2 separate regions of the Homo sapiens genome follow, and region 2 is linked to region 1. A link is an interaction called in ENCODE POLR2A ChIA-PET data of the cell type or tissue named here. Cell type or tissue: endothelial cell of umbilical vein. All regions are shown on one strand. Links, peaks and the distances in the headings refer to the core of each region. The heading gives the core; the rest is flanking DNA.

What was found. ChIA-PET counts read pairs that join two places held together with the same protein. Peaks named below come from ENCODE experiments on the same cell type or tissue, not always from the same donor. Only the 100,000 strongest peaks of a DNase experiment are listed, where the experiment ranks them.
Region 2: POLR2A ChIA-PET joins it to region 1 with 6 read pairs; 16 of 35 experiments call an interaction of 5 or more read pairs at or near these places.

Annotation. Positions count from the first base shown.
Region 1 is chr22:40,917,396-40,920,304 of GRCh38, forward strand. All of the region lies in intron 7 of XPNPEP3 (X-prolyl aminopeptidase 3), which reads left to right. It also overlaps the pseudogene RNU6-379P. Among named protein-coding and RNA genes, the nearest start is that of RBX1, 33 kb to the right of the region's middle. In endothelial cell of umbilical vein, for the core only: no CTCF peak of the experiment used is centred there; no DNase peak of the experiment used is centred there.
Region 2 is chr22:41,228,683-41,231,591 of GRCh38, forward strand. It overlaps L3MBTL2 (L3MBTL histone methyl-lysine binding protein 2), which reads left to right. Exons shown (of 17, transcript NM_031488.5): 16 at 858-974; 17 at 1,457-2,589. The coding sequence ends at 1,569. It overlaps CHADL (chondroadherin like), which reads right to left. Exons shown (of 6, transcript NM_138481.2): 6 at 831-1,048. The coding sequence ends at 1,022. Among named protein-coding and RNA genes, the nearest start is that of CHADL, 11 kb to the right of the region's middle. In endothelial cell of umbilical vein, for the core only: no CTCF peak of the experiment used is centred there; a DNase peak (open chromatin) is centred at 1,559; H3K27ac peaks cover 1,894 bases.

The sequences.
Region 1 (2,909 bases), core at 326-2,825:
ATTTAATTAAAATTTTTAAAAAACACAAGGAATAGGGAGTGACTGCTAACAGATACAAGATTTGGGAGGAGATGGTAATGAAAATTTTCTAGAATTAGTAGTGGTGATGATTGTACAACATTGTGAATATACTTAAAACCACTGAATTGTACACTTTTTTAAGTGAAGGAATTTTATGATAAGTGAATTATATATCAATAAAAATGATAAATTCGGTCAGGCATTATGGTTCATCCTGTAATCCCAGCACTTTGGGAGGCCAAGGCGAGCAGATGACTTGAGCCCAGGAGTTCCAGACCAGCCTGGGCAACATGGCAAAACCCAATCTCTACAAAAAAACATTAAAAGTGCTTCCTTCAGCAGCACATATACTAAAATTGGAACAATACAGAAATTAGCATGGCCCCTGTGCAAGGATGACATGCAAATTTGTGAAGCATTCCATATATAATCATGAAAGAAAAAAATAGCTGGATATGGTGTCACAGGCCTGTAGTCCCAGCTACTAGAGAGACTAAAGTGGGAGGATCACCTGAGCCCAGGAAGTTGAGGCTGCAGTGAGCTGTGACTGCACTACTACACTCCAGCCTAGGCAGCAGAGTGAGACTCTGTCTAAAAAAAAAAAAAAAAAAAATCTGTAAATAACAGTACACACAAATAAAAAAAATCACAATTAACTGACTATAAACTGATATGGCTAGCATGGTGGCTCACACTGGTAATCCCAGTGTTTTGGGAGGCTGACGCAGGAGGATCAGTTGAGGCCAGGAGTTCAAAACCAGTCTGGGCAACACAGCAAGACCTCTATATCTACAAAAAATACAAAAAATTGGCCAACTATGGTGGCGCACACCTGTAATCCCAGCTACTTAGGATGCTGAGGTGGCAAAATCACTTGACCCCTGAAATTTTTGGTTACGGTGAACTATGATCACATCACTGTGCTCTAGCCTAGGTAACAGAGCAAGGCCCTGTCTCCAAAATAAAAAAGTTAGGCCAGGTGCAGTGGCTCACGCCTGTAATCCCAGCACTTTGGGAGGCCAAGGCAGGTGGATCACCTGAGGTCAGGAGTTTGAGACCAGCCTAGCCAACATGGTGAAACCCTGTCTCTACTAAAAACACACACACACACACAGAAATCAGCTGGGCATGGTGGTGGGTGCCTGCAGTCCCAGCTACTCAGGTGGCTGAGGTAGGAGAATCACTTGAACCCGGGAGGTGGAGGTCGCAGTGAGCCGAGATCACACCACTGTACTCCAGCCTGGGCAACAGAACGAGACTCCATCTCAAAAAAAAAAGTTAGGACGAGGGATATTTGTTGGTAAGATTGTCATTATTCTGGGACCTATAGAAGGGTATTCTGGGATAGTCTGCCAAGTTTTGGTGGGTTTTTTTTTTGTTGTTGTTGTTGTTTTATCTGACTGGTATTCACCTTATAATAATTTTTTTTTCTTTTTTTTTTTTTGAGACACAGTCTTGCTCTGTCGCCCAGGCTGGAGTGCAGTGGCGCAATCTTGGCTCACTGCAACCTCCGGCTCCCAGGTTCAAGCAGTTCTCCTGCCTCAGCCTCCCAAGTAGCTGGGACTACAGGCAGATGCCACCCCGCCTGGCTAATTTTTGTATTTTTAATACAGCCACTGAATAATTTCTTAAGGTTTATGTTTGATTGATTTGTTTGGCTTTTTATATCTGTGTTTTGTTTTACAATTAAAAATTTTTTAAATTTTTAAATGACAATTTTAAAGCTGAAAAGTACATTAACTGAAACAGGAAATTCACCAGGTAGACTTAACTGTAGATTGGAGACAGCAGAAGTTTGCAAACTTGAAGATAAATAGAAATTATCCAGCTGGAAGAATAGAAGTACATTGTAAAAAGGCCAGGTGCAGTGGCTCACACCTGTAATCCCAGCACTTTGGGAGGCCAAGGCGAGTGGATCACTTGAGGTCATGAGTTCGAGACCAGTCTAACCAACATGGTGAAACCCCGTCCATACTAAAATAACAAAAATTAGCTGGGTGTGGTGGCAGGTGCCTGTAATCTCAGCTACTTGGTTGGCTGAGGCAGAGAGCGATCCTCACATCTCAACCTCCCAAGTAGCTGGGATTATAGGCACGTGCCACCATGCCTGGCTAATATTTTGTTTTTTTGTAGAGACACGGTTTCGCTATGTTGCCCAGGCTGGTCTGCAACTCCTGGGCTCAAACGATTCTCTTGCCTTGGCCTGCCAAAACACTGGAATTACAGGCATGAGCCACTATGCCCAGCCAAATTCTAGGTATTTAAGAGAAATGAAAACATTTCTCAACAAAAAGGGTTGCACAAGGACATTCATAACAGCATTTATTCACAATAGTATAACAACCAAAATGTCCATCAACAGGAGAATGAATATGCAAATTGTGGTCTGTTCATACAATGGAATACCACTCAGTAATAAAAAAGAACATTTTAATTACTGATCGAATGTTTTTTGTTACTGATTGAAGCACCACCATGGATGTACTGCATAGACAACCTTCTACCCTCACTGAGCATAGATTATGTTCAGTGAAGGAAGCCAGACACAAAAGAGTATATATTATATGATTCCATTTATATGATGTTCTAGATTTGGCAAACTAAGGTCAAAATAATCACAATAGCATTTGCCTCGGAAAGTAGGGATATTGATTAGAAATGGACATGTGGGCCAGGCGTGGTGACTCATGCCTGTAATCCTAGGACTTTGGGAGGCCAAGGTAGGTGGATCACCTGAGGTCAGGAGTTCAAGACCAGCCTGGCCAACATGGCAGAAACCCATCTCTACTCAAAATACAAAAATTAGCTGGGCGTGGTGGTGGGCGCCTATAATCCCAGCTACTTGGGAGGCCGAGGCAGGAGAATCGCTTGAACCCGGTGGGGGCAGA
Region 2 (2,909 bases), core at 274-2,773, 310 kb after region 1:
CTACTAAAAATACAAAAATTAGCCAGGTGTGGTGGCAGGCGCCTGTAATCCCAGCTACTTGGGAGGCTGAGGCAGGAGAATCACTTGAACCTGGGGGCCGGAGGTGGCAGTGAGCCCAGATCGCTCCACTTCACTCCAGCCTGGGCGGAAGAGGGAAACTCCATCGCACAAAAAAAAAAAAAAAATTGAGTGAGGGTGTGGCATTTATCCAGCAGGCAGAGGCTCTGTACCATTCAAACGGTAGGACCGGGAATGGTGCATGTTGTGGGAAGAAATCAACAATCAAAAACGGGGGCTGAGTGTGATGGTTCACACCTGTGATCCCAGCACTTTGAGAGGCTGAGGTGGGAGGATCTCTTGAGCCCAAGAGTTTGAGACCAGCCTGGGCAACATAGCGAGACCCCTAATTTAAAAAAAATTTTTAATTAGCTGGGTATGGTGGCACAGGCCTGTAGTCCCAGCTACTCAGGAGGCTAAGGTAGGAGGATCACCTGAGCCTGGGAGGTCAAGGCTGCAGTGAACTGTGATCACCCCACTGTACTCAAACCTGGGTGACAGAGTGAGACCCTCTTCAAAAAATCTTTTTATTTAAAAAAAGATTTTAAAAAGCAGTTACAACCACGACTGCCTGGGGCTTGGTTTGAGGGAGGTGGTGGTATTACTTCCCATTGGAGAGAATCTGAGCTCAGGGCACATAGCCAATAAGATGTGTTGTCAGAGTTGGAGTCCAGGCTTTCTGTCCCCAAACTGGCACTTTTCCCTCTGCCACGCTGCCTGACCACTGGGTGAGACCTATCCCATAAAGCCTTACCTAAATACAACCCTAATGCTGGGTTTGAATCCATTTTTATTCAAAGGGAAAAGAATCCCGCCCACTAAGACGCGACCCCTCAGACAGGGGTCCAAGAAGCCCCTGCTGGAGGACGACCCTCAGGGTGCCAGGAAGATCTCGTCGGAGCCTGTTCCTGGCGAGAGTAAGAGCCACCGGGCTGGGTCAAGGCAGGACCAGCCTGCTCCGTGCTCAGAGACGACCCTTCTCCTTCCCCACCTGGGCACAGAAGAGTAGAGTCAGGTTTCTTTGGCATTTTCTGGGCACCAAGCAGTCCTGTACCACTGGACCCAGGGTGTTTCCCAGACACGCCCCCAACTGTGAATGGAGCTGAGTCCCCCTCTAGCCCGGCCCCGGCCCCTCCTCCTCCTCCATCTCTACCCCTACCTCTAGTGCTTGGCAGGGTGGTGACAGATTGGCACATGGCAGTGTCGTTGGCATAGCCTGCCTGGCTTGGGGCCTTGGCCCTTTGCTGCTGCCACTGCCCTCCCAGAAGGGAAGCTGGAGGGTGAAGGTGCATCCTAGGCCCCCATCTGTAGGGAGCCAGGTCCCTTTCCCAGCTCCTCCGCCCCCACCCCTCCCAGAGTTATTTACTCGCCCACCCACCCGCCTCCCCTCCCTCTTCAGTCATTGCTGTGCGTGTGAAGGAAGAGCATCTAGACGTGGCCTCGCCCGACAAGGCTTCAAGTCCAGAGCTGCCTGTCTCCGTCGAGAACATCAAGCAGGAAACAGACGACTGAGCCTTCCTGCCTCCAGCCTGGCTTCTAGCTGGAAGCCAGCCCAGCGTTTCTCTACCACCACCACCATGCCTCCACCTGACTTTGGCTTGGAGACTGATCCTCTCTGTGTAAATTCTGCCCGGTGCTGTGAAGGCTGGACGGTGGAGGACCTGCTGGGGTCTCCTGGGACCCGCCTGTTGCTTCTGCCCTCCCCTGTGGAAAGGTCTATATGACGGGCCGCCTGAGGCCCCAGAACTCGTCTGTGAACCACCTTTTCCAGCCAGAGTTCCCAAAGCTGGAACGCTAGCTGCCTGCTCTTCCTTAAGATGGCCTCCCCCCGACCCGCCACGGCCCTCAGTTGCCAGGGATGGGGCCACCACTGTCACACTGTGGAATACAAGACAGTGAACTCTGTCTGCCTGAACGAGCCATGTAAATTAAGTTCTAGAGCAGCTCTCTGAGCAGGATAAGGTCCCCTGACAGTGAGTTGTGTGGTGGGGGCAGCCTCTGCCTCAAAAATTCACCAAGCAGAATGCCTCTCAGCCTCATGTGTTGGTCCTCTGCTCCTCCTAGCTCCCCAGGGATGTTGGGGACCCAGCTTGTCTCGGCAGCTAAGAAGCAGTGACCAGGATGTGGATTTTGGCGACCTGTGTGGTGGCCTTGAGCTGCTTTCTGTGTTTGTGAGGACTGACTCCCATTTCCTAAAGGAAATGCCCCCGGGGAGGACATTGGGAGGAAGATGGCCTGAGTGTGCACTTTGGCTCTGCTACCTGCTCCTGAAGCCCCGCTAAAAATAATTCATCCAAGATTCCTTTGTAGTTAAAGGGTCCAGTTCTGACTGGAGCCTCTAGAGAGCTGGGCTTGTATGTTCTTTTGGCCTTTTGTTCCTACCTAAATGAAGAAACCATGCCTGGAGGGGCCGTGAACACAGAACCCTCAAGACAAGGATGACAGAGCTGGAGGACACATCTAGCTGCCATTGCAACCTCACTGGGCTCCCCAGACTCTGTGTGTGAGAAATTAAACCCCCTGCTTGCTTGAGTCCCGTTTGTTAGATCTCTATTCCTTGCAGATTGTGTTCTGACCCCACCCCCCCACCTCGTGGTATCGATCATGAAGGCCACGTGAGTCAAGACACGAGTGTGCAGGGCCGTAAAGAAATGTCGCCTGTCATCAGCTCAAGTTCCCTGTCTTAGCCACATGCTGTCATTCTTTACGGTTGTGCCATTCTCCCCAAAGACTGTGAGTTCCCCAGAGATGGAGCCTGTGTCCGCCTGTGCGTAGCACCTGGCATAGGCTGGCATAAAGTTGGCTTGTGTGTGTGAAATGGGAATGTGCGCATGACCACGTGTTGCTGGTGC